Linked DNA regions of Mus musculus: all the other regions are linked to region 2. Evidence: chromatin loops called from intact Hi-C (ENCODE). Cell type or tissue: left cerebral cortex. All regions are shown on one strand. Each heading gives the region's core, and the rest is flanking DNA. Links, peaks and the distances in the headings are about the cores only. Region 1 has its middle 82 kb from the start of Gm31581. Region 2 holds the start of Gm39615 (a long non-coding RNA gene). Region 3 has its middle 78 kb from the start of Gm26145. Region 4 has its middle 72 kb from the start of Gm39615.

The links. Peaks named below come from ENCODE experiments on the same cell type or tissue, not always from the same donor. Only the 100,000 strongest peaks of a DNase experiment are listed, where the experiment ranks them.
Region 1: a loop joins it to region 2, with 3 times the contacts of the local background. A loop is called at or near these places in 2 of 42 quality-filtered maps.
Region 3: a loop joins it to region 2, with 11 times the contacts of the local background. A loop is called at or near these places in 3 of 42 quality-filtered maps.
Region 4: it touches region 2 in a loop (4-fold over the local background); 3 of 42 quality-filtered maps call a loop at or near these places.

What each region holds. Positions count from the first base shown.
Region 1 is chr1:30,580,944-30,588,901 of GRCm38, forward strand. No RefSeq gene overlaps it. Among named protein-coding and RNA genes, the nearest start is that of Gm31581, 82 kb to the left of the region's middle. In left cerebral cortex, for the core only: a CTCF peak has its summit at 4,115 (motif pointing left); DNase peaks (open chromatin) are centred at 4,089, 4,592 and 5,363.
Region 2 is chr1:30,696,435-30,704,392 of GRCm38, forward strand. It overlaps Gm39615 (a long non-coding RNA gene), which reads right to left and starts at 4,068. Exons shown (of 3, transcript XR_865312.1): 1 at 3,955-4,068. In left cerebral cortex, for the core only: a CTCF peak has its summit at 4,186 (motif pointing right); DNase peaks (open chromatin) are centred at 4,183 and 4,894; H3K27ac peaks cover 1,031 bases.
Region 3 is chr1:31,333,811-31,341,768 of GRCm38, forward strand. No RefSeq gene overlaps it. Among named protein-coding and RNA genes, the nearest start is that of Gm26145, 78 kb to the left of the region's middle. In left cerebral cortex, for the core only: a CTCF peak has its summit at 3,487 (motif pointing left); a DNase peak (open chromatin) is centred at 3,482.
Region 4 is chr1:30,768,043-30,776,000 of GRCm38, forward strand. It overlaps the pseudogene Gm6473. Among named protein-coding and RNA genes, the nearest start is that of Gm39615, 72 kb to the left of the region's middle. In left cerebral cortex, for the core only: a CTCF peak has its summit at 3,984 (motif pointing left); DNase peaks (open chromatin) are centred at 3,974 and 5,824.

The sequences.
Region 1 (7,958 bases), core at 1,702-6,701, 120 kb before region 2:
ATTAATAACTGCATTTGTTCAAATGTCCTTCTTGGACATGAAGCAGATGAAGCTAGAAGATTATCCTGTTTCTCAATAAATGCAAAGCTGAGCCTAGAGGTGGTCAGTGGATACTTACAAGAAAGCCATAGCTTATAAATCAATAGGAAGACCTTTCCGATATTAACTACTATTTTATGAGCCAGAATTTCCTAGCTCTTTAAAATTTCAAAGCATAACATACATATCATGACAGTTGACCTCCATAATCTCTGTGATTTTATTGCCCCATTCTTCTGTTGGGAAAAGGAAACAAAGGGGCCAGATGGCTTGATTATGACAACGAAGTTCATTGAAAATACGTGGTTTTGTGTCGTTTCATTTTACAAAATCGGTTAGGAAATGACTATGACCTCAGTCTAGATTAGAGAAACCAATCTCAGTAGTAAAATAGTTCAAGAATGTTATAACTCCCATAATTCAGAGATTTCTCATTACTTTCACAGAGGAAAGTTCAATGGTTATGATTAGGAAAAGCTATCCCACCACTACATAGCATCCTATGCCAGGAGAGGAGTTTAACACAAGACAATCAGCTTCTTCTTCTGGCTTCTGTTTCTGTCTACAGATTCTAGATTCATGGGCTAGAGATTCTACAGCAACTAGCATTTCTTCTGACAGGCTGATAATGCATCAGAATTAATGTTGAGAAGGTCTTGGGTAGCCTAGCTGCAGAAGGCACACAGAATATTAAACCAATGTGAGATCTAAGAAGTGCTGTCTCTGAAAACAGCTCAACCATGATGAGCCCACGGGGGAAGAGAAGGGGAGAAAGGAAGCCTAGCTCAAGTCAAGTTGTTTCCAGATCAGCAGAAATGCTAATTGATTCATGAGCATGACTTTTAAATGTCCACAAGGCAAATCTTCAAAGCCTATCAGGTGTTTTGGCCATGGGTTATGAAATAATGACTAGCCGATGCTTTCTTTAAGTCTGACTTAATACAAAGCCACTGACCCCATGTCAGAGGACCTGAGATCTGAATTCACTTGTATTTTATCAAGTGCAACATTAGTCATGCAATGTGCTGAGATATGTGTGCACAGTTTCATGTATTATTTATTCCTGATAGTAACTTTTAATTTGGTGGTAACCTTCCCTATTTCTCTTAAGAAAACTCAAGCTCACATGGTTTGAGTAACTTCCCCAATATCACACAATGAGTGAGATCTGAGCAAACTGAGAAATCAAGTTGTAGTAGTCAAATAGCAAATGAACTAATATTCATTTTAAAATTCTGTGCAGAAATTCACAAATACTCACTGAGAATGTTTCTGTTTGGTAATGAATTAAGCATTCATATAAAATATAATTTATAAAGCCTCTACTCAGATGTTTGTCGTTTTTATGAAGTCCCATCTTTAGCTAATGACATCAATAAGTTATTTTCCATACATGTATAGTGTTCTGTGCTTATGTGCATCATAAGGTGAAGTATCACTAAACACCGAGCATGCTCCATGACTTAGGATTCGGTTATTAACCATCACAGGCACCAACGTTGCACCAAAGCTGCAATTTGGCTTCTAGATTAATCATCAAAATGCAACACAAGCTCTTGGTCTAGTTCCACTTCTAATAATCATTTTTAACCACTTGCCATCTCCAGTCCTTCACCTTCTGCCTTTGGTATAATGGTTAGAGAGTAACCTGCCATTAGCTGCATTGTTCAGGTTCTGCAGTTCCCAGAGACTAGAAACAAGACATGCTGAGCCATTAAATACACTGTGAAAGTCCCAAGTGGCATTTGTTTAACTTTTACATACAGTATGCTATGAAATGAGCAACTGCACAGAAAATAAAAATGTTAAGAGCCTTTCCTGCTAGGCCATTATAGTCTAAGAAGAAAAGGCAATTGTTCCTTTGTGTGGCTTGTCGCACCATGTGGTCAGGAGTATTTTAGTCTGTGATGTTATTCTGGGGTAACTGAAAGTTGAGGATCTCTCCGACTAGATTAATTCCCAATTTCCAGAGTAGTGCCTAAACATCTTCAAAGGTGAGAGTTAAAGCGAACTTTAAAAGATTATATATCCGCGGACAAGGTCACTCTGCTGGAATAATCTATGGGGACAAAGTACAATGGCCAGGATCCTGGGAATATGTGAAATCAGTGAACAACAAGCTAAAGGTGCTACAATTCTATTTTATATGGAATTCTATCTATTGTAAAGTCTACTTACATGGATTTTGATGTGAGAATTCTTAAAATCACCTACTGTTTAAGGTAATAAACTGTACTCTCTCGTTTTCCTTCCTTTCTTTGTTATCCTTGGTGAATAGAACCCCTGACATTTGAGCTTTAAAAATGAATAAATTGTGGAGCCTCTATTTTGTCTAGAAACATACTTCTTAACAGGCAGAGTTTCCCAAAAATTCTCCCCTAGCAGGCAGTGAAGATTCGCGTCCTTTGTTCATCTCTAGGCCTGCCTTCCTCAGTCATCGGGATCTACAGTTTACAGACAGTAGCTATGAGGCTCAGGGAGATTAAGTTCTGTTAAGCATAAGACATAAATCTTCACATTCCATGCATCTGATGCTGTTATCAACACCCAAAATACCCACATGGACTATCTTGGCATATGCCCTAAGGTCCTCTGCCAAGGTTGCTGGGCAGAAGTGTGGAACAGACAAAAATCTCACTTCTAAGTCCCCTAGGCAGTCAGTAGCAATACTAACCAAAAATGCAGAAGCTCCCCAAACCTCTTCACATATGTCCTTCATTTCCTGGTTTTGCTTTCCTGTTACGGGTCAAAGAAGAGACAAAACATGGCTAAGAAAATAAATGCCAACTCCAGAGACTATTGTTGTTTGTTTTAGCTTAGTCTTAGTGGAACAGGAGTCATGTAATTTTAAAAAGTCTATAAGACCTACCGATCATCTGATGGTGACTGCATATTTTAGACATCAGAAATTTGCCCCCCCCCCCCATACCTGTAAAAGCAATATCCCCACAGTCACAAAGATTGTCAGAGACTGTCAATCAAAAATGAGAACAAAAGGTGTCATCTGGGCATCCCTCTCTCCCTCAGCCGCAGCCTGCTATTACGGAAGTGTTGTGGCACCCTGAATTTGCTATTAGGTGTTGCGTAACCCATGGCGTAATCTTGCACTCCAAGCGAAATTTTTATCTAGGATTCCAATTAGATTCCTATTGCACAGGGCACACGTAGCTTGTGGTTAACTGCCTCTGCAAACAACTTCAGAAAGCTCTTGTGGGGTGGACTGCATGGTCCTTCTTTTTTTTTTTTTTTTTTTTTAAAGATTTATTTATTTATTATGTGTAAGTACACTGTAGCTGTCTTCAGAAACACCAGAAGAGGGCATCAGATCTCATTACGGGTGGTTGTGAGCCACCATGTGGTTGCTGGGATTTGAACTTTGGACCTTCGGAAGAGCAGTCGGGTGCTCTTACCCGCTGAGCCATCTCACCAGCCCCTGCATGGTCCTTCTTACACAAAGCAAAGCGCTTCAAGGAAAGCTGTAGGAAAGCAGCTACATGGAAACTAGAGTAAGAAACTAAATGTTGACTTACTGCAATAATATACTTAAAAATCACATTATTTCACATTTTGGAATTTAAATTATAAGAATGAATATGAAAGAAAAGAGTCAACATATATAATTTAAAGAAGTGATATGTCAAATACAATACAGCGAGGTCGGTGCATTTACTACCACTGAGCTCAAAATGGTATGTCTTGAAATCCCCTTTTGAATTAGCTATATGTTATCCATGTAAATTTTGAAACAAAGGAAATTATAAGTAACTCTATCTTATTTTTACTACATTGTGCTTATTAACAATCCATATTACAGAAATTTCCATAAAAGGTTCTACATTTAATATATTGCCAACTAACATCTCTAAAGGGAGTAAAAATTCACTATAGGACCATTTCACTGGCTTTGATTGGAAGTTCTATTTGTTATTTTTTTTCTATCTAGCTTCTTTAAATAGAGGAGTGTGGCGACAATTCTAGTGGCGTTTATGATAGAGGGATTTTTACTCCTGGACAGAGGGTGCATTTTCTCACATTTTAACATTAGCTTACTCTTTGCTGCCACCTAGCGTCCATCTCCTAACATAGCAAGAGTTAAAATGGCCTATTTGCATAAAACATGCACAGAAAGAAATCTGTTTGTCTAGCATATGATTTTATTTCTTTTGCATCGATACTTGAAAATCATGCTATTTTATTTTCTCTGCTAAAAAATTAAATCAATACATTGATATCTAGACTTCACTGAATATTTTTGTACATCATATAAAAACGCTAAAAAAAAAGCATCGTTTCTGCAGCTTATCACAGTGTGGTAAATTGAAGTTGAGCTAAATCAGTGTTTATGCACAATGATAAAATGTTGCAGCACAAAGGATCCCCAGACACCATTCAGTTCCTGAACTCCACTCTTTTTTTTTTTTTTTTTTTTTAACAGATGAAGACGTTGAGGCCTGGGGGATAAAATGACTTATTCAAAGTCACAGAAGCAGCTATTTGTCAATGCAGACTGGAAAGTGGGTCAGCCTGATCCCAATATAGGACATCTTTCCCATGTGTTCTTTCTGATTAGTATTGGAAAGTGACCCATGTTAGATGAACAGGAAAGGCAACTTCTGTCCCCTATAAAATCATGCTCAAAATTAAGCAAGTTCACAACATTTGACATTTTCCCCTACAGTGAACGTAATTGCCTCGCCTTGCAAAATAGCAGTTAACAATGAAGCATGAGCTGTCACGTGCTTTTACTTTTTAAAAAAAAATCACTAAAAATAACTCTTATAATCCATACCTAATTATCTTCTCTCCCCAGGCTTGAAATTTTTTTAAGTAGTTAGCAGTCTATATTACCAATAATTAAAGCTGTCTTGAGTACTAGGCAACTTGCGCTGACATAACAAACTACCATGGACTGGGTACTTAAATAGTGGCAATGTAGTCTCTCACAGTTAGGGAAGCCGAACGCCTGGTCGCCAGCTTCCCGTACATTGAATTTGGAGCTTTTTCTGAACTTCTGAAGATCACTTTGTATGTCTTTCCTCTCTCCTTCCCTCTCTGAAGGCTACAGCTTTACATATTAGGCTCTGAGTCGTTAACCACATTTGTGGTATATCCTCCTTTTTCCTTCTGATCTTTATTAACACTGATCTTATACTGGCCTTCGCCAATATAGGATATATGTTAGGGGGGGCTGGAGAAGTGGCTTGTGGGCTAAGAGCACTGGATGCTTTCTCAGAGAACGCTGGGTCACTTCACAGCATTCACATGGCAGCTCGCAACCATCCCCAACTCCCACTCACAAGGATCTGGCATCCTATTCTAGCCTCTGAGAGCACTGTACGAATGTGGTGTACAAACACCCATGCAGGCAAAGCACTTACACATAAAAATTTTAAAGGAAAAGAGAAAAATAGTGTAGGGCTGGAGAGATGGCTCAGCGGTTAAGAGCACCGACTGCCCTTCCAAAGGTCCTGAGTTCAAATCCCAGCAACCACAGGTGGCTCACAACCATCCGTAATGAGATCTGGTGCCCTCTTCTGGGGTGTCTGAAGACAGCTATAGTGTGCTTACATATAATAAATAAGTCTAAAAAAACAAACAAACAAAAAAACCCACAGGAAAAAAGAATATACCACTTCTTTACCTGTGGAAGAAATTCTCCAAAATGTGAAATTCAAATTGTTCTCCACTGTGCAAAGTCTTAGGAACAACAACAACAACAAAAAATGATGTATGAACAGACTTCTAAACACCATTTAGTCATTGTCTACTATTTCATGTTATAGAAGAGTAAGCCAGAACCCACAGACATTCCCAATGGTGATAGCACTCCTACTGACTTTAAGCACACCTGTGAGGAAGATTAAGTAGCTAAGTGAATAGTGCTTGTGGTAGTACTAAGTACTACCTAATTACTAAGTACCATTGTGGTAGACTAAGTACTAAGACTAAGTACCACTATGACTTTATTCACCAGGAAACAAAGTCCATAGGAAACCATGTTCCAAAGTTCCCAGAGATCCTAATGCACAGTTGGAAGTATGAAGCAACACAAGTGTCTACTGAGTAAGTTCTCAGCCCGAAAACCACACTTCATCAACATTCATTCAAACTAAAGGTTTAAAGGTCAGGAGGAAGGAGAGAGGAGAACAGAATGACAATCTACGTGGCCACATTCCTTGGCATGTGCTTGTGTGCCTGTGTTCTCCGACAGCCTCCCCCTGAGGACTCCTGTGTGCTCACAATCACCCAGTGGCTAGTGGCCAGCAATGAGAAGATGTAATATAGGATGGTGCAGGGCCTGCTCAGTGCCACAAAGTGGACTCTGAATTCCACTCATTGATTATGTCAACCCCAGGGGGATATAATCAGAGATTCCCTCCCGTTGGATTGGATGACAACTGTTTCCAAAAACCAAACAAAATGATTTTGGAAAGCAAAGCATTTACTTTATATCAGCTTGAACCCACACAGGAATCCAAATTCAACTCATAAGCCCCAAGAGACATTCTGCCATTTTGGTTTTAGACGGGATGAAATGTTAAGGAGACCTATGAGACCATTGCCACACCACATCACAGAAGATTAGGGACACTCTTCTACACACAGGGAAGGGTATTAACAAGGTGCTGAGAGGATCCTGAGGAGATCTAAGGCTGAGATGGAGATGCCTGACAGGAGCTGTTGCCAGAGAGCCCTTGGTATCTTCCAAGAACTTCTCTTCCCTCCACCTTCCCAACCTGCCACAGGGGTTTCTGGTTAACTAAACCGCCCAGGCTCCCCAGGAAAGGAATGGTGAAGTGTGGGGCTATGAAAGGCAGCCTAATTTAGTTGAATGAGGCTTGCTCCTGCGACCCAGTAAAGAACTCTACAAGGGACAGAAAAGTGTGCCACGTTCCCAAAGCCAGGTGCCTGACACCACAGACCCCCCAACTCCATAATTCTGTGACTATAAATCACGCAGGCAGACAGTGTCCCAAGCTTCTGGCATTCTGGCTAGACTCTACCCCTACAGTTACCTGACTATAGCCAGTTATGCTCCTCCCCACAATTATCTTATAGCCCAGGCAACTATAAAAGGGGCTGCTGGGCCCCTCCTCACTCTCTTTAAACTCTCACCTTTCTTACTCTCTAGCCTTCCTTCTCCCTCTCCCTTCCCCGCCTCTCTCCATGTGGCCAAGGCCGGTCTCTCTCTCTACTTTCTCTCCTTTCTCCCTGCCTTTCTACAATAAAGCTCTAAAATCACATACTGTCTCTGTTCATCGAGGCCTGCCATGCTTGAACGATGGGATAGGTTTTCCCCTAATGTGTAACCTCCCACCGGAAGGTCTTCCTGCCCTCCAGCCACCGACCAGACCAAGGACTCTCGCCCTCATGGGAACCACCTAGTGGACCCTCTCCCCCTGCCCTCTCCTCCCTTTGGCTCTGAGGCTGACCAAGCCGCTCCCAGGGCCCCCATTTGTTCTCAGCTCTTCCGCAGTATCCAGAGCAGGATGCCCAAGGCTGAGAATCTGTTGCCTTGGACTGCTTCCCACAACCAGACATCCATCCAGGGCCATGTTGAAAGCATGTGGCAGTCTTCCATGTCCACCTACTCAGAGCACTGGAAATCTGGCGGGACATAGGTTTTCTCCCACTCCCTTTATTCCCTGGCACCCAACAGCAAAGGTTGTCCTCTGAGACACAACCCAGGACAGAAAGGAGAGGAACTGACCTGAATGTCTGGGGAGGGAAAATAAATCACACACAACCTTTTTTTTTTTTAACAGATGAGATTTCCTTTGATTAAAAATTAAAAAAATGTTTGTGAATACTACTTCTCAGACTTCTGGTAATTCCTCATGTTGCTAAAGTTAAAAGTAATTTTATACATGTAGGCTAGATAAATAAATGCCTAGACTTTCCTTCAAATTGTTGAGTAC
Region 2 (7,958 bases), core at 1,356-6,355:
CTGGCTCAGCAGTTAGGAGCACCTGCTGCTTTTTCAGAGGACCCAGGTTCAGGTCCCAACACACACAAGGCCAATTACCTATCCAATTCCATGGGATCTGGTGCCCTCTTCTGGTGTCTCTGGATATCAGGTATTTGAACAGTGCACATGCATACAGGCAGGCAAAACATTCTTCTACATAAAATAAACAGATCTTTTTGAAAATGTGAACCTTATACCAAAGCAAAATGTCTATTACACACTGTGACAGAACTACCTGGACCACCATTTAGGGTCATGGTGCTGTCCTTCAGGATACCTTACAAACTCGAAAACTATACCACCCATACAGTACTACTATGAACCAAGGGCACACATTTTTATGACAATCCCTAAGGAGGGCTTACATTTTGCCCCTCTTTCCAGGACCCTGAGCTTTGGACACAAAAACCAGAAAATCTTTCAAGATGCCTAGCAACCTCCCTACTGAATTGTAATCCACAGCCACCTGTGTCAGGTAACATTTTAACCACACAAACTGGGTTAAAAATATTACCCAGAGTGACAAATAGCAGGAGGAACAAGAAGAAAAACAAGGTGGACAGAGAGTGTGTTTCTACCCCAGACAACACTCTAAGCACTTAAGACTCAGCAGAGAACAAAAATGGCAAAGTCTACTCTCATGAACCTTCCATGTCAGTGTATGCAGAGAGAGTCTAGTGAGTGCCGAGAAGACAGAAGTGCAAATGCAACCTAACAAAAGCAATAAGAGAGAGGGAGGGAGGGAGGAATAGAAAGAATGTCAGGGAGGATAGTTAAGACTTAAGGTTGTTTTGGGTTTTGTTGTTACTGCTCTTACCGCTGCTGTTGCTGCTGTTTATTTGTTTGTTTTGGTGGAAGAACGGAGTGATTTCCACCAGAGCTCACCTAGATAGATACAAAGCACAATTTCTGTCACAGTTTCAAATGAAAGAAGACAGGCAATGGAGACCACACATAAAGTTGAATGTAGGAGAGAGGGTGTACCTATTGCAAGACATGTGGAATTATTACAATGTCGAAGGCTTCTGCTGGTCATCTGAATAATTTCAAACAGTCTTGTTTGCTGAGGATGTTCCTTGTGGCCAATACCCAACCCAAAGCTATCAGCACTGGTGTGTGGTAGCCTGGAATCTGAGCATTCTGTAAGGCGTAGATTTGAAGCATAGATGCAATTGGCTGGCAAAAAGAGACTGATGGGTCTCTCACAAGGGCTTCTCAACTGGTGAGACAGCATTTTTAAGAATCTGTATCACAGAGATAATGTTGCAGGAAGGCAGAGTGTGCAGGGCAGTGTGGGCAGGGCCCGGAGGGTAGGATAGCTTGGGCAGTGTAGACAGGCCACAGAGAAGAGAAGATGCCTAGGAAAACACTGAAGGTAAAAGAATTAGCTTGCAAGTAAGGAAACAATGCTGCTACAATCAGGTGGGTCACTGGTGACCTGTGAATGCAGAAACGTAAATCCTCCATTATAAATTGAAGGGGTTGTAGAAAGAAAAAGGGAGGGAGGGAGGGAGGGAGGGAAGGAAGGAAGGAAGGAAGGAAGGAAGGAAGGAAGGAAGGAAGGAAGGAAGGAAGGAAGGAAGGGAAAAGAAAAAACCCACAGTATTATCAGTAGCTGTGATTTTGTTACCAAGAAAAGTAAGATCTCATTATGAATGCTATAAACTGCATTAAAATATTTTGCGGCTCCTCACAGTTTGAAATTGTTGTAATTATCACACCTGCTGCTACACTGTATTTAAATGCATTATTAAAGAAGCATATGTTTTCTTTTTATGACAAAATTTGTGTTAAACTTAATTATATTTCAATTAAGTAGATTCATCTCATAATCTTACATATTTAACTTCAAGAATTTAAAAATATTTTTTTCCTAAGGAGCATTGCCCAGTGCTCCATGAGACTGATATATATATATGGCCTATCATACAAATGCATGTACACGTTCACGGGAATACACATCTACGTACACACACACACACGCACGCACGCGTGAATGCGCACTGCCATGGGGATGACCTCATGCACCCATTGGAAAGATGAGAAGAGCTAATGGAGGAGGTCCCACATGGCAGACCCACCAGAGCCAAGTCTTAAGGGAATAAAGGCTTTCCTTCCTCATTACATCAGTCATGGACCCGCCCCTCCCCGCAGCTGCCAGGCTATCTAAGAGGAAGGAGAGCACAGAAGGAAGAATTTAGAGCTGTTTTTCCTACACGAAAGGAAAGAGCATCTAGGCAGAAAGGTGTAACAGCAGAGTGGCCTTTTCAACACTTCTGAGGATAAGACCACAACGGCGAGACCTGCCCCCATCATCGATAGTATCAGGCTTCCGTTGCTTGCCCTGCGATCCGTAACTCAACCTGTGCAAATTGTATGGTCCTTACCCAAGGAAGATGTCCTGAGACACAACGATAGGGGAAAAAGAGAAGCTAGGGCGCTGGTTTTCCCTCCTGTACAGCTGCGGCAGCAGCACCTACTAGTTCCCGGACCCCTGTGCCCATTCTGAGCAGCCCCAGTAAGAAGGTGCATCCTCACGGAGGTTCTGAGTCTTAGTTAGGCTTTTGTCCTCTAGGCTCAGACGTTTGGGTATCCTTCTGCTTCTTCGCTGCTCATCCTTTATAATTAGCCTTTTGTGTTAAATTTATTGTGTGTGTGTGTGTGTGTGTGTGTGTGTGTGTGTGTGTGTGTGTGTGTGTGGCAAGTTGAGACAGAATTGTCTGGCAGTCTCAGGTTTAGTGATTAATAACACTGATTACTCTTCGAAAGGACCTGGGTTCAATTCCCACCACTCACATAGGAACTCAAAATGAGTAACTCCAATCACAGAGGATTGGCCCTCTTCTGGCTTCCAAGGGTATCAAACACACAGAGGGTACACAGACATACATGCAGGCAAAACATCCATGTATGTAAAAATTAATTAAAATTTAAAATAGTATTAAGAGTAAATTTGGTTTTGTCACAAGACAAAAATAATAAGAAATTCCATATTATCTTACAGTTGTCACATACTCTTGGACTTCTGTGAGAATTTAGATATATTACCAAAATTTTGTCCATATCAGAACAAGATAAATGGGGTGATAAATGGCCATCATGCGGAGAGCTTTATGTAGGGGAAGGAGATGCCACAAAACACATTAAGGAATATTCATATGGGAACAGCGAGTAGCATTGTTTGGGTTGGAGGTCGGATTAGATTAGATATATTATCTTATATTATTCATATCATATTATATTGCATGGCATGCCCCCCCCCGTTGTTATAAACTCCACCATGATGAAACTGCAACCCTCTGAATTCATGAACCAAAGTAAGCCTTTCCTTCACAATCTCAGGAAATGTATCAGAAATGCATCAGAAATGTATCAGAAATGTATCAGAAATGTATCAGAAATGCATCAGAAATGTATCAGAAATGTATCAGAAATGCATCAGAAATGCATCAGAAATGCATCAGAAATGTATCAGAAATGTATCAGAAATGCATCAGAAATGTATCAGAAAAATGTCGTCTAGGTGGAGCACCTAACAGCTGCAGAAGTATGATAATTGTGATTTTCATTACTTTGAAGGAACTTACATTTCAAGTACTAATCTTTTAAATCATAGTTTAAAACAATAAAAGAAACATTTCCTTAGCCTGCAAGTTATATTATATATTATGTATTATATGATATATGTTATATGCTATGCTATATGTTATATATTACATATTGTTATATAGTGACTGAAATATATATATATTACCTGAAACATATTGCTAAACAAAAGTATTGAATGAGAAGATTGCTCAAAATACAATTCTGTAGTATTTTTATGCGTATAACAGGATTTTATAACAGGAATCGATATGCTACAGGCATTTGATCTAGTGTAAATCGATGTAAGTCATGTAACATGAATTGTGAGCAAATCTGAGATCTTACCACATCCATAGCTTGTGTCACAAATGACAATGTAATATAGATGTTTCATTGTGAATCTGTATGCTGCAGGAATGGTCTTCTCTCTCTCTCTCTCTCTCTCTCTCTCTCTCCCTCTCTCTCTCTCTCTCTCTCTCAGCATGTCGAAGTGATTTAGAATGAAAGCACCTCCGCACCTCCTTAGAAAAGCCAGAAGATGGCAGTAGCTTCTAAGAATTGTGCCTCGGAAAAAGCCCACACAGCTTCAGAGTGTTCTGTGCCTTGCCTCCTTCGCTGGCACTAATAATCTCCCTTGTTGCCATCTGTTTTCCTACCTTACGGTAAAAGTCTTTTTTATTCTCAACTTTTCTCTGAGAATTAGAGAAATAAAGCTAGTGAGAATTAAGTATCTATGTAAAATGCCTAAGTGACTCACCACAAGCAAGAATTGAAAACAGACTCATATTTTGCTGGTGGATAAACCAAATGTTGCATAGCCATTTGGATAGAGTTTGGTTTGTTCGTGCATGGAGTGCCTTTATCCTGGTCCAGATGGGGAGAGCATGTATATTTTCTTCTGTGCAAACCACTAGTACCTGTAACTTTTAGCTATCGCTCAGGAAATGCTTATTTTACCCCTTTTAAAGGAAAACCACACTTCTTTTATCTCTAAACGACGTAGTCGAACATCATGGAGTCACACTCCAAGAAGCTTAGTTAACGGTTAAAAACCAAACAATAAAAACAATTGTGATGTGGCTCTCTAACCTAATTGCATTGAGCAGGGGTGGTGAGAAGAAATTACTTCTGTATTACTGAGAAGAAGCTAAGAACAAAGAGAGATTCTAGATGTTTACACTTGAATCTACAGATGAAGGCTGGAGGCACCAGCAGTGGCTGTGTATTTTTACAAATGTATCCATCTGCTGCAGGGTAGATTAATTTTCCTGGCAAAGTTTAGTGTATATTTTAAGACGTGGTATGGTACTCAACAACCGTGCCTAGAAAACTAGCATTCTGGAGTCTTTCAAAACCAGCCATTTCCAGAGGGAGAAAAATCCATCTACCATCTGCTTACTTCGTTAAAATACATAATAGAGGAGAAGAACCAAATTGGATTTTTGGCTATCCCAGTGCTCCCTGGTGTCCACTCAACTACAGTTACTGTGTACAGCACCCTCTGTAGAAAACAGATCCCAAGGATACATTGATCACTGTATTCTCACCTCTCATGTATGTATACAAGTACAGCAATAAACTTTATTTCGTTTGTTTTTTTGTTCTTTGTTTTTTTGTTTGTGTTTTTCAAGACAGGGTTTCTCTGTATAGCCCTGGCTGTCCTGGAACTCACACTGTAGACCAGGCTGGCCTCGAACTCAGAAATCTGCCTGCCTCTGCCTCCCAAGTGCTGCGATTAAAGCCGTGCATCACCACGCCTGGCTCTAATAAACTTTATTTCAAAAATACACTTAGGTACGATAAACCACCCTGAAAATACTTAATATTTTTAAATGTTCCTCCATCAATTAAAGGAGCAGTTTTCCAACGCATGCTGTGAAATCTTAGAATTGAGAAAATATCATAACAATAGTTTGTCATGGACAAGCCAACATTGACTGTCACAAAACATCAAAGGGAGACTGTTAGTATTTGGGAGTCGCAGATGTAGAACTATGACTGTCAGATACTAAATGGAAATTATTCTTTATAAAATAAAGTTTATGAAATCCCAGTTATATTTGTACACACTCATTATGAAAAGCATCTGGTGTGATGAGGTCAAGGCCTCCTGTTTGATTTTCAGCATTGGTATGTAATAAATTATCCAAGTGTTTGAATGCTTTCCTACACTTGAAAAAGACGATTCTAGTATGGCAGAAATAAAGTAGTATTCTTTTTTTTTTAGGTATTTTCCTCATTTACATTTCCAATGCTATCCCAAAAGTACCCCATACACTCCCCCCCCCACTCCCCTACCCACCCACTCCCCCTTTTTGGCCCTGGTGTTCCCCTGTACTGGGGCATATAAATTTTGCAAGTCCAATGGGCCTCTCTTTCCAGTGATGGCCAACTAGGCCATCTTTTCATACATATGCAGCTAGAGTCAAGAGCTCCGGGGTACAGGTTAGTTCATAATGTTGTTCCACCTATAGGGTTGCAGGTCCCTTTAGCTCCCTGGGTATTTTCGTTAGCTCCTCCATTGGGGGCCCTGTGATCCATCCAATAGCTGACTGTGAGCATCCACTTCTGTGTTTGCTAGGACCCGGCATAGTCTCACAAGAGACAGCTATATCAGGATCCTTTCAGCAAAATCTTGCTAGTGTGTGCAATGGTGTCAGCGTTTGGAGGCTGATTATGGGACAGATCCCTGGATATGGCAGTCTCTAGATGGTCCATCCTTTTGTCTCAGCTCCAAACTTTGTCTCTGTAACCCCTTCCATGGGTGTTTTGTTCCCAATTCTAAGACGGGGCAAAGTGTCCACACTTTGGTCTTCGTTCTTCTTGAGTTTTATGTGTTTTGCAAATTGTAACTTATATCTTGGGTATTCTAAGTTTCTGGGCTAATATCCACATAACAGTGAGTACATATAATGGGAGCTGTTTTGTGATTGGGTTACCTCACTCAGGGTAATGCCCTCCAGATTCATCCATTTGCCTAGGAATTTCATAAATTCATTCTTTTTAATAGCTGAGTAGTGCTCCATTGTATAAATGTACCACATTTTCTGTATCCATTCCTCTGTTGAGGGCCATCTGGGATCTTTCCAGCTTCTAGCTATTATAAGTAAGGCTGCTATGAACATAGTGGAGCATGTGTCCCTTCTTACCGGTTGGAACATCTTCTGGATATATGCCCAGGAGAGGTATTGCTGGATCCTCTGGTAGTACTATGTCCAATTTTCTGAGGAACCGCCAGACTGATTTCCAGAGTGGTTGTACAAGCTTGCAATCCCACCAGCAATGAAGGAGTGTTCCTCTTTCTCCACATCCTCGCCAGCTTCTGCTGTCACCTGAACTTTTGATCTTAGCCATTCTGACTGGTGTGAGGTGGAATCTCAGGGTTGTTTTGATTTGCATTTCCCTGATGATTAAGGATGTTGAACATTTTTTCAGGTGCTTCTCAGCCATTCGGTATTCCTCAGGTGAGAATTCTTTGTTTAGCTCTGAGCCCCATTTTTAATGGGGTTATTTGATTTTCTGGAGTCCACCTTCTTGAGTTCTTTATATATGTTGGATATTAGTCCCCTATCTGATTTAGGATAGGTAAAGATCCTTTCCCAATCTGTTGGTGGCCTTTTTGTCTTATTGACGGTGTCTTTTGCCTTACAGAAGCTTTGCAGTTTCATGAGGTCCCATTTGTCAATTCTCGATCTTACAGCACAAGCCATTGCTGTTCTGTTCAGGAATTTTTCCCCTGTGCCCATATCTTCAAAGCTTTTCCCCACTTTCTCCTCTATAAGTTTCACTGTCTCTGGTTTTATGTGGTGTTCCTTAATCCACTTAGATTTGACCTTAGTACAAAGAGATAGGAATGGATCAATTTGCATTCTTCTACATGATAACCACCAGTTGTGGCAGTACCATTTGTTGAAAATGCTGTCTTTTTTCCACTGGATAGTTTTAGCTCCCTTGTCAAAGATCAAGTGACCATAGGTGTGTGGGTTCATTTCTGGGCCTTCAATTCTATTCCATTGGTCTACTTGTTTGTCGCTATACCAGTACCATGCAGTTTTTATCACAATTGCTCTGTAGTAAAGCTTTAGGTCAGGCATGGTGATTCCACCAGAGGTTCTTTTATTCTTGAGAAGAGTTTTTGCTATCCTAGGTTTTTTGTTATTCCAGATAAATTTGCAGATTGCTCTTTCTATTTCTTTGAAGAGTTGAGTTGGAATTTTGATGGGGATTGCATTGAATCTGTAGATTGCTTTTGGCAACATAGCCATTTTTACAATGTTGATCCTGCCAATCCATGAGCATGGGAGATCTTTCTATCTTCTGAGATCTTTTTTAATTTCTTTCTTCAGAGA
Region 3 (7,958 bases), core at 1,371-6,370, 640 kb after region 2:
TACTGCACACTCTCAGTTGGACTGCCACAGAGCAAATTGTGTGCTTTCTCAACCGTTCTCAATACTGCTGGTTGACTTTCAAATTTCAGACTTCAACAGGGACGGCATTACTTAATGACTAGTATATTGACTAGAAAATCAACTTTTCAGGCTTGGGATATTTCAGAAGTAAGCTTTATTTATTTCAGTAAAGAGAGTTTAAAGTGCAGAGGGATAACTCACGTGACTAAAACTGTCATGGTATTGTAAATGTATATAACCACACATTTGAATCTACTAAATTAAAATTTTACAGTCACTATGAAAGCAATCAGAATGAGTAGTGGATTGTGCCCCAAATACAGTAGATGTTTTCTTTCTTGTATATAGGGTTGACTCTTTAAGAGAAGGAACAGAATGAGGAGGAGGAGGACAAGGTGAGAGGAGGAGAAAAGGGAGGAGGAGGAGTATATGAAAGAGCAGAAGGATAAAGTAGCTTGTAAAGAAGGCTTAGAAGTTAATTTTTTCAAGAATATTTGTTTCCCTCTTAAAAACCATGTTATCATATAGATGACCATCTCATGCCCAGCTCAGAGTTGAATGTGCTCATTTCTGTTCCTTCTTAACACTTCTTGAAGATGGTCATGAACTAATAGACAACAGAAAAACCAACATTTTAAATTATTATTCCAACTTCAAAGGGTGTTCGCTGAACCAAAAATCATTGCGTACAGTAAGCTTCCATCCTACCAGAGTGGAGACAAAACTTAACGAATTAATAGAGTAAGTAGTGGGAAGCCATGAGAAACAAGAGTAGGTAAGAGCAGTGGGCCCAGGAGCTATCATGCCCATCAAGAAGCCGACAGATGAAAGAATAGGGAAGGACAATGAACGCTGACAACTGAAGGAGTACAGCTCAGTGCCAGGGGTCTTCTAATGACAAGGTCCTAAGACACAAAGATGTGTGTTTGCAAGATGGGCGTCAGTGTAGCTTGAGGAACAGAGATTAGGGGTTTAGGCTGGTAACATAGACTTTGGTTTTCGTTTCTGGAGATGTAGAGTGCGACTCATCTTTTAAAAACAGTATCATGGGAGCTAACTTGAGAACAGAGTAAAACAGAAGTGTAGAGAAAGAACAAACTCCTGGAGAAGGAACTATTGTAATAATCTAGATGAGAGGTTGTCCTACTCAGAGTTTCTATTCCTGCACAAAACATCATGACCAAGAAGCAAGTTTGGAAGGAAAGGGTTTATTTGGCTTATACTTCCACATTGACTCAAGACTACCAGCCCAGGGATGGCACCACCCACAATGAGCTCTCCCATCCTTGATCACTAATTGAGAAAATGCCTTACAGCTGGATCTCATGGAGACATTTTCTCAAGGGAGGCTCCTTTTTCTGTGATAACTCCAGATTGTGTTAAGTTGACAAGCAAAGCCAGTCTGTACAGAGGTAGGTGGAAGAGACCTGATTTTTGAAGGGATTGGGATCTAAGTCCGTTGAAACTACAGCCATAGAATTTCCTGATAGATGAGATGAGTCATGTGAAAAGCAGACAGCCAGGATAATTACAAAGTATTTGGAGAGGCAACCTAGAGAACAAAGGTAGCTTTGCTGAGACTGGGGAAGACTCCAAAGTAGGGAAAAGGTGAAAAGCTCAGCTTTGTATCCATTATTATTAAAATCTTTGTTACCCATCAGTCTAATCTGAGATGTCTAGGAGGATACTGAATAAGGCTGCAGTTCAAAGGACAAGTTTCTTTTCTGGATGTAAGTTGGAGGTCAAACGAGTTCGAGTGAATACACAGGATTTCTAAGAGAGTGGGAGTGTCTAAGAGAGTGGGAGTGTCTAAGAGAGTAGGCGTGTCAAGAAATTGGCCCAAAGGGCTCACTTGGACACCACAGTGCTTAGATAATGGGACTCCAAGGAAAAGTGGAGATGGATGAGCAGAGTTCAGGAAGCTACAGTGTAGTAAGTGAAGGAAGAGCTTGGGAAGGGAAGAGTGTTGCCCTGGAGATAGCGAAGCTCCGGATTCCCACACCAAGTGATAGAACAGGCAGGCAAGAGGAGCCCAGCTGTGGTGTTTGCTATTGAAGGTGAAATATTAGAGCCTCTGATTCAAATGATTTAGTGCTTTCAAGGTGTTCAGATGCAAGGCTTGGCACAACGTGCTATATCTGTGTTAAACAGACAGGAATATTGTGTCCTTCATTTTCTTCCTAGTATTTAAAAATGTCCCAGGGTCATTATTTTCCCCCAAAGTTAACAGGTCAGAGAATTCCTATGCACAGAAAAGTTTTTTTTCACCATATTATGTATACATAAGAAAGCAGCTATTATTATGTATGCTCAATAATACATATTTATCTGCTAAATAAGTATATGTAACAAATAATGTGCAATATGTTTAGTAAATACTTAATTTATACATTTGTATATATATATGTAAATATATCAAGCAAATGAATGAAATGTATATATATCACTTTTCTTAGTTATAGATCTTGTAGTTATGACTCTTATGTACTATAGATTTCTTAGTTATAGATTTTGTAGCTATTGAGAGATTTAAAGCAAATACTATGATAAACTACTTTTTGATGGGAACAAAGCATGTTAGGGTGCTGGTGGAGAACAGAAGATCTCTGTGTTGTTTAAGTCCCTAGTAACCCTTTGTAGACTGGAGCAAGCAAGTTTAAGAAGCATTGAACTTTCAACTCAAAGCAGGTATTTCTTGGAAGCTTAGTGTGGGAAGAGGAAAAAGAAGAAATTAGAGAGCTAGGCTGGAAGAAGAGTTTTAAGTGGGAGAATTGAAAGTAGAAAAAGCTAATAGTGTGTTTATTTTTATCTTGTGCAAATACACGGCAAGAATACTTCACTCTAACCCTCTCCTGACAAAAATCAATAAATCGCTATTGAAAAATGTTTTCCTGATCAATTTTTTTTCAGCGAATGTGACTTCTTTTTCAAGAGATTTAAAGAGATGTTGGAGGTACAGGATGCTAGATTCTCCCAGGCAGGCCTTCCGTGGTGGTTTCCTGTCTCTAAATCCTCATATCATCTGATTGTTAGATTAATACTCACCTGGAAAATTTCTTTAGGAAAATGTTAATTAGTGGGAATTGAAAATACATGGCTTAAAGCAATTAGCGTCTTTTCTCTAAGAATTGTCAAGGCCTTCTGCTACATTATTTCTGAATGTAAATCTTGGAGCAAGGGAATACGGAATGCATGGTGTAAGACCCTTCTCAATATCACTCTGCGGCACACTTTGGAAGAAACCTTTTTAGTGCCTATTCCCTTCTGCCAATTATTTTGTGTTGTATTTCATAACATCAACTACATGAGAGGACTGTGTCCCTAAGTAGGTTGATGTTATACTAGCCAATCATCAAGCATATTGTAAGATCGATGAGATGAATCCATTTGAACAACCTAGAGTCTAAAACAACCTTGAGTTCTAGTTGAACGTGCTTCAATGTCCTACAGTAGTTGTATTTGGCTCCATCTGGTGGCAGGCATTGTCTAAAAGATTTTTTTTTTTTTTTAATTTAAACAAAGAAAATATAAAAGGATAACAAAACCATCACTTCGAAGTTGTACAAGGCAAACCATCAGACAAGAAAGAACCCAAGGAGAAGGAATAAGAATCAGGGACCCACTTATTCACATGTTCAGGAGTCCCGTAAAAATACTAAACTGAAGCCCCACTTTGTATGCAGCGAACCTGGTGTGGACCCAAGTAAGCCCTGTGCTTGCTGCTTCAGTCTCTGTGAGTTCACATGAAATTTGCTTAATTAATTAAGATGGCCTTGTTTCTTGGTGCCCTACATCCTCCACACTTTGTCTGCCTCCTCTTCTCTGGAGTTCCCTGAGCTGGTGGTGGAGTCAGGGGGTGTGTGTGGGGGTGGGTGGGGGATTTCATTTAGACCCAAACTCTCTCTCTTTCTCTGTCTGTCTCTGTCTCTCTCTCTCTCTCTGTGCAAAACACACCTGCATGTTTTGCCCATCTACTGCAGAGGGAAGACTCTCTGATATTGGCTGAATAAAGCAGCAATCTATGAGTACAGCAGAATATCATCAGGAGTCATTTTATTGTTATATATTTGGACCAGTACTATTTGGTTTTATCCTAGGTCTCTGAACTACCTTATCTCTGGTTCTAGGTCATCCAGTGTTAGATAGGAATTCCATCTGGGCCTTAAGTCAAATCAGACATTAATTAGTTACTTTCTCAAGCTGTGTTCCACCATTGCCCTAGAATAATTGAAGGCAGGCAGATTGTAGCTTTCGGGTCCTCCCTCAATATTCAGAGACTTGATTAAGATTGACTCCATATATCAGTAAATCTCCACTGCACTCCTATACCACCCCTCTAAAGCCCCTTGATTCTAGCTGTATCTCCTGTGTTCTCTCCCTCAAATGCATCTCTCCTCTTCACTTGATCCTTTCGTTCAAACCTCCTCCTCCAGTATATCCATAAAATCTGTTTTACTTCCCCATTCCAGGGAAATCCCCTCTAGTCCCTTCTTCTGTACCTAACTTCTCTGGGTGGATAGATTTTAGCTTGATTATCATGTATTTAATGGCTAATGTACACATCTAGATGAATACATACCATAATTATCTTTCTGGGTCTGAATTACCTCACTCTGGAGGTTTTTTTTTTTCTAATTTCATTAATTTGCCTGAAGATTTAACGTGTAAAGTGTGTACCACATTTTCTTTATCCATTCTTCTGTTGAAGGAATCTATAATGTTTCCACTTATTTTTGGCTACTAAAAATAGGGTAACAATGAGCATGGTTGAGCAAGTATCCTTGTGGTAACATAAAATGTCCTTCGTGTATTTGCCTGTGATGGCTAGTCTCTGTGATCATCTAGACTATATCTGGAATGAACTACAATCCTGAAGTGGAGGGCACCCCTGTGACCTTGATCTTGAGGCTGGAAGACACAAAATTTTGATTCCCCATCCTGAGGTGGGATGAGACATGCTCTTACTCTGGACTGATATACACCTTTAGTCCAGATCTTTAGGCACATCTTTAATCTGGGCCATACCTTTTGCTGGAAGCCTACATAGGGCAATGGAAGAAGGAAGGGTTCTTTCTTCACCCACTTGCGCTAACTTGCCAGCACATCTGTTGGAATCTACTTCTTCAGGTTTCCATCTTACACAGAAGACATCCAGCCTCATGGAACTAAGACTCTACTAGATTCTTGGACTTTCCATTCACAACTGGGCACTGTGTGGTTAGTTGGTGTACTAGCTAGTTTGTGTATCAACTTGACATAGGCTCGAGAAAGGAGCCTCCTTTGAGGAAATGCCTCCATGAGATCCAGCTGTAAGGCATTTTCTCAATTGGTGATCAAGGGGGTAGGGCCCATTGTGGGTGGTGCCATCCCTGGGATGGTAGTTTTACCAACTAGTTTGGTGTCAACTTGACACAGGCTGGAGTTATCACAGAGAAAGGTGCTTCAGTTGGGGAAATGCCTCCACGAGATCCAGCTGTAAGGCATTTTCTCAATTAGTGATCAAGTGGGGAGGTCTCCTTGTGGGTGGTGCCATTTCTGGGCTGGTAGTCTTGGTTCCATAAGAGAGCAGGCTGAGCAAGCTGGGAGAGGCAAGCCAGTAAAAAACATTCCTCCAAGGCCTCTGCATCAGCTCCTGCTTCCTGACTTGCTTTAGCTCCAGTCCTGACTTTCTTGGTGATAAACAGCAATGTGGAAGTGTAAGATGAATAAACCCTTTCCTCCCCAAGTTGCTTTTTGGTCATGATGTTTGTGCAGGAATAGAAACCCCGACTAGCCAGGCGGTGGCACATGCCTTTAATCCCAGCACTTAGGAGACAGAGGCAGGCGGATTTCTGAGTTCGAGGCCAGCCTGGTCTATAAAGTGAGTTCCAGGCCAGGGCTATACAGAGAAACCCTGTCTCGAAAAACTAAAAACAAACAAACAAAAACAAAAAAAACCCCCGACTAAGACAAATTGGTAACAGCATAGTGGGGTATTCCTGTGACAGCCTGACCATGTTTTGGGGAGGACTGTGGAAGGACTTTGGAATTTTGGGCTAGAAGATCTATTTGGTGTTAAGAACTCTGGGATGTTGTGTAGGAGCTTGGAAGATAATGTTGAGAACAGTGCAGAAGATGGAGGCCTGGCTTGTGAAATTTCAGAGAGAAGATTAAAGACTCTTTTCAGGGCCATTGTTACTTTGATTGTGAAGATTCTGTGGTTCTGGTTAGCTGGGGCTGAAGAATTAGCTGTGATTAACAAGATACCGGAACTACTAACGTGAAAACTTTGCATTACTGGGACTGTTGATGCTGGTTAGCTGGAGCTAAGAAATTAGCGGTGATTAAGAAGTGACCAGCATCATTGAAGTGACATCTTCTGGGAAGTGTTTTTTGAGAGCACAAAGAGGCTGTGTTCCACAGATAGCAAAGGTTGTACCTTGGGCTGTGGCTGGACTTAGCAATGTGTAAGAGTTAACTACAGGGTACTGGTTTTGAAGGCATGAAGGGGTCACGCAGAGCAGCTGAGGCTCGGCACTGTGAGGAGGCCATGGAAGGCCATTTATATATATATATATGGAATTCAATAATTATATAAATATACATATAATCATTCTATACATTTTGTGACTCTAGAGAATCCTTACTACTAAAGAAGTTGGTAGAAGAAGTGGGCTAATAAAGAACAGCTGTGGCTTCAGTCTTGGCACTTTGAGAGGCCAGGAAAGGTCATTTGTGAAGGTGCAGCCTCAGTGGCAGTTAAAGGCTTATGACTGAAGGGGTCATGCAATGAATTTAAGACTTGGTACCATGAAGAAAGCCTATGAGAGAGGCTCCTAGTAAAAGTATAGTCTAGTTGCTGTGAAAGATCCTAGTGAATTGGTGATACCAGTACCAATGGGATTACCACTAAGAACAGCATCAACAGTGGAGTGGAATCAGCCAGAGCCTAGAGTGCTATAGATAGCAGAGTTAGAGAAGTGACCAAAGCCCCTTGGAAGAGCCCAGAAGATCATGTATGGATCCCATAGATTGAAACAAGAAGCTATGAAGTTGAAGTTGCTTTGGAGAGCCCAAGATGTTAAAGATGCCAGAGTCATGGGATACCTATCAAGGAAAGCTGCTAAAAGGGTGCAGAAACAGCTAAAGATAAAGAAGTATGTTTCAGTCAACAAAGCCAAAAAGAATTGGACATCAGACATTGCGAGGTAGAGTTTGGAGTTTTCCCAGCTGGTTTTTAGTCTTGCTGTGGTCTAGTATTTCCTCACTATGGCATTTTGCAATGGTAATCTATATCCTCTGATGTTGGAAGTATGTGATCTGCTTATTGATTTTGATATTTTGGGGATAACTGTTATGAGATTGCGTGAATCTGAGAAGAATTTGGACTTTAACCATTGTTTAAACTGTGATTGGCTGTGGGGCATTTTGTAGTTGGACTAAGTGCATTTTGCAGTATGTTATGGCTACAAGCCTATGGGAACCGGGGAATGGAATGTGGTGATTTGAACAGGTTTGATTCCCTGATAGATTCATGTGTTTGAATACTTGGTCACTGGGAGTGGCACTATTAAGAGGTGTGGCCTCATTGGAGTTGTGCATTGTTGTGTTGGAGTTCACCAAAAGACTATCACGCACAAAGACCACAGAGATTGACATTGCTGCAAACCAAAAGACTATTTTTTATTGATCCAATGTGTTGGGGACCCCCCTCAGCATGCAAGCAAGAGGAGAGACCCTGAACAAAGAACACACTTTTTATACCTTGTAAGGGGCAGATTTAGGCAACAGAGTAGCTGGCTTATTCTAATTGGTGTAGCAAGTAATGTCTTTCAGGCATTTGTTGGTTTGCATCGGGTGACTACCTTTGGCCTAGTCCCTCACTCTGCCTGCCCTTACATTTTTTTTCTCATCATTGTAGACCAAACTGGCCTTGCACTCACAAAAATCCACATATA
Region 4 (7,958 bases), core at 1,409-6,408, 72 kb after region 2:
TGGCATATAGCTAATAGTATCCAATTGTGTAGATACATGATGAGAAACAGTGTGTTATAAATTTTCATTCTGGTCTATGACTCAGAACCAGACAGGAAAGCAGAGCCAGCTGGACTCCTGGGTTTCCTCTTGGTGAGTATTCCCTTCATCTTAGTTCTGGACTGAATGGTGATGACTTGCTGGTGGCAGACCTTAACAGCAGTGTTGTTTACAGTTATAACCTTGGATATGGCAAAGCAAGTATCAAGAACAGGTCTCAACCTGTTCTTGAATCCACAGTGTCCTAGGGAGGGTCCTGCAAATGCATTGGCTGAGAGTGAAGTGGCATCTCATCATCGACCCTGTGCAGTGTTCTCATGACTTTGCCTATGAACCTAACTAATGAGAGAACCTAAGTAATAAGAGAGTGAAGAACGAACAGACACACAAACACATGTACAGTGACTCTTTCACTAGGTGGGCCTTGCACCACCCCCTCAGCCCATGTGTTATGTGTAGCATGAGGAGGAGGTTAGCTCATCTCAGTAGAAGGTCTCTGTAGGGGAGCAGTCTTGGTTTGCAGTCTTAGGGAGAAGGACCCTGTAGTAGCCAGCTTTTGCACACTCTGGCCAATTGTTCCATAAACTCAGATCAAGGGAGGCTTGGCCATATCTCTGAACCTCCTGTAGAGAAAGGCTTTGCAAATTCCCATGGGTCTGAGACAATGGTATTTGCCAACGATGCATATAAGGACTTTACCCACTCCTTATGTGCCCACTGTGGGCCTCCTCAGCTCCTGCAGGTTCCATGAGCATGAGTCCAATGTTGAATCCATGCTAATGTGCAAAAGCCATGATATTTCACAGGGCAATGCACCAAAGAGAGGAACAGAGAGTATTCATAGCTATTCATAGCTGAGTAGTGTGAGAACCAATCGGAGGAATTGCTAGTGTGGATAGGAGAGATGATGCAGGCCAGAAAAGGAGATACTTAAAACACAACCCTAAACAGACACGTAGACTGGAGGATGAACAGCGGCAGAACACGGCTGGAGAGAGAGTTCAGCAGATTGTAAACTCACAGCCGCAGGAATCTTTGTAATGTTCATTAAGAACATTAAATACCCAGTAAACATCTCGGGAGTGGCAGATAAATGGTTAACAAATGTTTTTGGTTAAACTAAAACTTTAGGTCAGATTGGAAAGTAGCCATGGGACAGGTTTCTGAACTGGGATCATGCTTTTTAGCCCACCCACAAACTGTCCAGCCTGCAAGATGTGCTGGGCCAACGGTGGCTCAGAGCTGGTGGGAGTGGACAACCAACGACTGCTCTAACTTAAGGCCCACACCAGGAGAGGGAGCCCTTGCCTATGGCCCAGGGACTTAGATAGAAACCAACACAATTGGACAGGGTACACACACACACACACACACACACACACACACACACACACAAGAAATAAGTAATTATAGAGTAGTATTCTGGGATAAATCCTATAAGAAAGTGAACTTGTAGAACACTATAAGAGGGAGTATAATTAATTTGTTTTACATAATATGCTTTTTATATAAGTTCGACACGGTAGATCTCGGGAAGCTGCTGTGAATACGGAAACTCCAACGTTGGGGGTTTATTTAATAGACAAAGTAAGAAACAAACTCAAGATGGCGGAGGTGGACCTGGAGTCGGATCAGATTCGACTGAAGTGGATCCGTAAGGAAGGTTTCTTCACCGTGCCTCCAGAACACAGGCTGGGAAGATGCTGAAGCGTTAAGGTGTTTGAGAAGCTGAACCGGATTGGCGAGGGCACCTACGGCATCGTGTGTCGGGCCAGGGATACCCAGACAGATGAAATTACCTCCCTGAAGAAGGTGCGGATGGACAAAGAGAAGGATGGCATCCCCATCAGCAGCCTGCGTGAGATCACACTGCTCTTGCGTCTCTGCCATCCAAACATTGTGGAGCTGAAGGAGGTGGTTGTGGGCAACCACCTGGAGAGCATCTTCCTGGTCATGGGTTACTGCGAACAAGATCTGGCCAGCCTATTGGAAACTATGCCAACACCCTTCTCGATGGCCCAGGTTAAATGCATCATGCTACAGGTGCTTCGTGGCCTTCAGTACCTGCACATCCACAGGGACCTGAAGGTGTCCAACTTGCTCATGACAGACAAGGGCTGTGTAAAGACAGACAGCAGCTTGTTTGTCCTCACTGAGTGATGGATCGTCTTTTCTCCTCTCCCCCCTGCTGCAGCTGATTTTGGCCTGGCTTGGGCCTATGGTGTTCCAGTAAAGCCAATGACTCCCAAGGTTGTTACCCTCTGGTACCGAGCCCCAGAGCTGCTGCTTGGAACTACCACCCAGACTACCAGCATTGACATGTGGTAGGCATGGTTTCTGCTCCCAGGGCCTCAAGTCTTCTGGCCCTGGAGGTCAGCCCTGGTCAGGGGGAGCAGGATTGGTGTGGTAGCGAGCCTGACCGCAGCACCCAAGGAGGGGGAGCATGAGAACACGGCTGGGGTGCTCACTGGCTCCAGCCTCAGGTTCTCACTTGGCACTGCAGACCTTGTAGGAAAGCCTTATGGCCATTTGCCTGCTTCTTCACGTGTGTGTTGATAAGTTGCTAAGTGGAGGTCGGCGGCTTCTACAGGGCTGTCGGCTGCATCCTGGCAGAGCTGCTGGCCCATAAGCCCCTCCTCCCTGGCACTTCCGAGATCCACCAGATCGACTTGATTGTACAGCTGTTGGGGACACCGAGTGAGAATATCTGGCCGGTGGGTGTTACCGACAACCCTCAGTCCCCGTCCATGCCTGCTGGCCCTGTCGCTCTAGTCCCTGCCTCTTACAGGGTTTCTCCAAGCTGCCGCTGGCCGGCCAGTACAGCTTGAGGAAACAGCCCTATAACAACCTCAAGCACAAGTTCCCGTGGCTCTCAGAGGCCGGACTCCGTCTGCTCAACTTCCTCTTCATGTATGACCCTAAGAAAAGGTACAGACCTTGCCTTTAGGCAGCCCTGCCCCTCAGGAGGACAGGGCCCTGGCTTCTGCAGAGATGGAAGGACATCTTAAACCCAAATCCATAATGTACTTTTTCTGGTCTCGGGAACGGAAGCTAAGGCCAACTTCCCTGCACACACTAGGTGAGCAATGTAGCACTGAGCCATCTCAATTCAACAAACCTTTTAAAGATGGTTTCTCACAACACAGACCATAGATACCCACTTCCCAGACATACCCAGACACCCATAGGTGCCAGGTGTCCAGTTTGAGTGGCCTTAGGTCTTAGAGCCATTCTGAGCTGCCTGTCAGTGTCTAGGTCTCAGTCCCCATTTGTTGGAGAATTAGGTTGGGCTGTTGAGATTGGCTAAGTTTGAGTGAAATAGGCCTCTCTAAGGCCAAGGTCACTATCATTCCCCAGGGCAACCTCGGGAGACTGCCTGGAGAGCTCCTACTTCAAGGAGAAGCCCCTGCGTAAGTTCTTGGGATCACCTTAGGTCCTCTTAGGAGCTTAGCGAGAAGCCCTGCTTGTCCATATTGGATTCCCAGGGACCACAGGCCCCACAGGGGAGAAGAAAGGGAGAGACGGGTCAGGGCCAGCTTAAGTGAGGAGTCCTGTCTAGACCTGGAGCACGCCCCACCGGGAGCCCCTTCTCCAGCTCCAGGCCAGCCCTGAAGCTGCCCTTCTCCTGCAGCCTGTGAACCGGAGCTCATGCCTACCTTCCCCCACCACCGCAATAAGCGTGCTGCCCCAGCTGCCGCTGAGGGGCAGAGCAAACGATGCCCTGAGCCTGGGTCCAGCCCACCCCTCCACATCCTCACGGATCATCAGCCGACGACTAGGAGACCCCAGCAGGCCTTTGGCTCCTCCAGTTGGCTGTCCTCTTCAGCTGACTCCTCCCTGATATTTCCCTGTGTCCAGATGCAGAGATCTGTGGACAGGGATGTGGCTGAGTGGGATACCCAGTATAGACTGGGCAGTTGTAGCACCATCTGGTGGCCTGTCTTGTCTGTCAGTGAAGGCCCGCTTCTGGGGGGACAGAGCTAGTGCTGAGAGGCCTAAAGGTCCCATTCAGTGTGTGTGGGAACTGGAGCTGGGCACTAGCCTGGAATGAGTAGGCCTGGGAGATAACTCTTCTTGGAGACTAGGAACTGCCCAGGACAGATAGGCTATAGTGACTCCGGGCAGGAGGGAGCAAGGGTTGGTTAATTGGAGTAGGATACTCGTAAGACTGTCAGAATGGAAGCCCTTGGTGGACGCGGCTGGCACTGGTGCCCAGGGAGAGGATTGGTGGACTGAGATAAAAAGCCTTTCCAGAAAAAAAAAAGAAAGAAAGAAAGAAAGAAAGAAAGAAAGAAAGAAAGAAAGAAAGAAAGAAAGAAAGAAAGAAAGAAAGAAAGAAAAGAAAAGAAAAGAAACAAACTCAACTCATCATACCCATACCACCAAGATGGCACACAGAGGCACTTCAAGCTACCAAGATTAAAGGGAATATTGAAAGCCTAGTGTGGCCATTCACACCTAGACCCAGCACTTGGGAGACTACAGCAAGATTACCTTGAGTTTCAGGCTGACCTTGGCTACATAGTAATATAGTAATATGAGTTACAGTGTGAGATGCTAAGAGAAAAGAAAAAAACCCAACACTATCTTTGGATTAAAAACTACATTGGTTAGAAAAGAAACAGGCACGCCTTTAATCCCAGCACTTGGGAGACAGAGGCAGGCAGATTTCTGAGTTCGAGGCCAGCCTGGTCTACAGTGTGAGTTCCAGGACAGCCAGGGCTACACAGAAAAACCCTGCCTCGAAAAACCAAAAAAATAAAAAAAAAAAAAAAAAGAAAGAAAAAAGAAAAAGAAAAGAAACAGGCTTAGACCTTGGCTATAAACCCCGTTATGAAATAAAAGCATGCTTTGAATTGCTATAATGATAATTCACACGGTACAAATAAGCTTCCCAGTAGATCTATCCCCGAGGATTTGATCACCAGACTGCTCAGATGGTATCCTCAGGCCCTCGGCCAGGGCCAGGCTGCTGTCCAGCCGAAGCCTAGGAACAGAGGCAGGAGCCATCCCAGCAACATCCTCTTGCCTGCCGGCACTCACAACTCAGGAAAACATGGCTAATCCTGCAGAACACAGGGCAGGTTCTAATAAAAATCACTTCATTCTGCCGATGAATCTCTAACAAACATTTTCTCTGAAGATGTAATCAGTCCTGATTCTCAGCAGAGCGCCTTAAAGGTGCTTTTAAAGCATAGTGTGGCTTTGTGCGAAGTGTAATAAGGAGACCAGCAGTACTTTCATAGCATGAGATAGTCTGAAAAGGATTATAGAGGCATGATAAATCAATAGGCTCTTAGCAGTATATTCAAGGAGGTAGGTAAGCTTGTGGACAAAGGTAGAAGATGTTTCTTGCACTCAATGAAGGAAAGATTCGGAGAAAAGTCAATCAAAACTTGTCAACGGCTAGAAGTTCTATGTCAGTATAGAGACTTGACTGGTACGTGTTAGGCTCTAGTTCCAGTACTTAGGACGCACACACCACAAACCCACCTTGTCACTTATTTATGGATACAGTCTCTATCGAAGTGGTATAAATTGGCTAATTCCTCTGTGTCAGAGGCTGAAATAGAATAGAGATCCGAGTGTAATCTCTGGAACATGGGGACCCCAGCTCTTTATCCTCCGAGCATCATAACCTTGCTTTGTTGCTTAACTTATGCTACTTCCCTGTGCCTGATTTTACAAAAAGATAACACACTTCCCTTGCACAGCAGGCTATACTGAGATTGAGCCGACAGCCACACCCACCTGCATGTTAGCAGGTTAGGCACCGCTCCTGAAACAGGCTTGCTGTTTTCTTGGCTACAGACAGTGGTAAGAGCACAAACTATAGAATCAGGCAGGCTGTGCTCTGCCACCTGGCAGTTTTGCAAAGCCCTGTGCATTCAGGAAGTATGGCAGTCTCCACGGCGCCTACTGAAGAGGGGAACCTCCTTGACAAGGTCTGCTTAACCCATGGACTTGAAGATGGATGTTGGAAACCCCAGATTTGTTTTCCATCATTTGAATCCTCCCTTTTGTCTGTGCTCCCTTGTATACTAGCATTTAGTACTTGCTGCAAAGCATTGACAGCTATTGCCCACTTTCCATGACAACCAAACCACATCTGTCCCAGCAATCCAAGGTTCCCAAAAACTCATCTGTCTAGACTCTAAAAAATGAAATAGTGCAGCTTCGTAAGAGCAGATGTCTGAGCCCACCCTGGAAGTGCTTAATTGAAATCTCTACAGTTACATCTTTTTAAAAACAGTGTTACTTAACAAGACTCCCCACAGTTAGAGGTAACTATAATTATTTGTAGCAAAGTAGACAGAACCCAGTGGAAGAATTTAACATTTGGGGTAAGGTTATAGAATTTGTCTTTAGCAATGCAGTCAAAACACAAGGTGAAAGATCATCTGATTTAGTCTTTCATATTTCTATAAATACCTTAACAAATGACACCAACCCAAATGTTTGTAGGGTAGCATACACATCCTTACTACAAATAAAGTATGTTTGGTTTTGTTCTGTGAAATATTAAATCATTTCCCTACAATGTTTATGGTTCAAAAAGACCACACTCTAGCATCTAAGCCATCAGGTCGACAGAGAAGGTCATCTGTTACAAACCTACAGCATATCCCGGCTGAGACTTATGGATGGTGGTCTTACAGTGAATGAGCAAGAAGGAAGGAAGGATCAGAGGAAGATAGAGGAGGCGGGAGAGGAAGAAAAAGTAAAACGACTAGGCCACCAGTAATAATCAGCCGATGGGGCTAGAGAGATGGCTCAGTGGTCAAGAGCACTCATTGCTCTTCCAGAGGTACTGAGTTCAATTCCCAGCAACCACATGATAGCTCACAACCATCTGTAATGGGATCTGATGCCCTCATCTGGTGTGTCTGAAGACAACTACAGTGTACTTATATACATAAAATAAATAAATGAAATCTAGAAAGAAAGAAAGAAAGAGAGAGAGAGAGAGAGAGAGAGAAAGAAAGAGAGAAAGAAAAGAAGGGAGGCAGGGAGAGAGAGAGAGGGAGGAGGGAGGGAAGGAGGAAGGAAGGAAGGAAGGAAGGAAGGAAGGGAGGGAGGGAGGGAGGGAGGGAGGGAGGGAGGGAGGGAGGGAGGAAGGAAGGAAGGAAGGAAGGAAGGAAGGAAGGAAGGAAGGAAGGAAGGAAGGAAGGAAGGAAGGAAGAATCAGCCAATGCCTTTCAGAAAATTCAGAACTACTGACAGCAAACATCTTTGTCATTACCAGGGTCTTTTCCCAACACAACTGCTTACTTACATCTTTTCCTTGTGTTACCAGTTTGCCAGAAATTGGCTTTTGTGTAATAACTCTTAAAGTATGGTCCCTAAACCAACATTAGTCATTAGCATATAAATTCTCTTTTATAAAATTAAATTATTCGTTTACTTAATTATGGGGACCATGTGTGCAGTGTCATTCGGACCTAGCCTTACCAGTGAGAGCAAACTGCCTTCCTCAAATTACCAACTCAAATGTTAACCTCATCCAGACACACACATACACACACACACACACACACACACACACACACACACACAGTTTGTAGCCCAGCTAGTTCAACAATGGCTGTCTACCAATGGAAGGTCCATGAATCCAGTCCACAAAGCTGGATGTCTCAGCTGGTCTTCAGTATACATCAATATCCTGAAGAAGCAGGCTCTAATGCCAGTGGAAGAATGAACTTGCCCTCAAGAGTGAGAGCAAGCAGGCAAAGGGAGCAAGCTTCCTCCTTCTGTGTCTTTTTCATAGGATGCCAGCAGAAGGTGTGGCCCAGATTAAAGGTGACTCTTCCCACCTCAAAAGATCCAGATTAAAAGTGGGTCTTCCCCCTGCAAATTATTTAATTAAGAAAATATTCCTCACAGGCACATCTACCCAGTCTCTTGAGGTTGGTTAACTC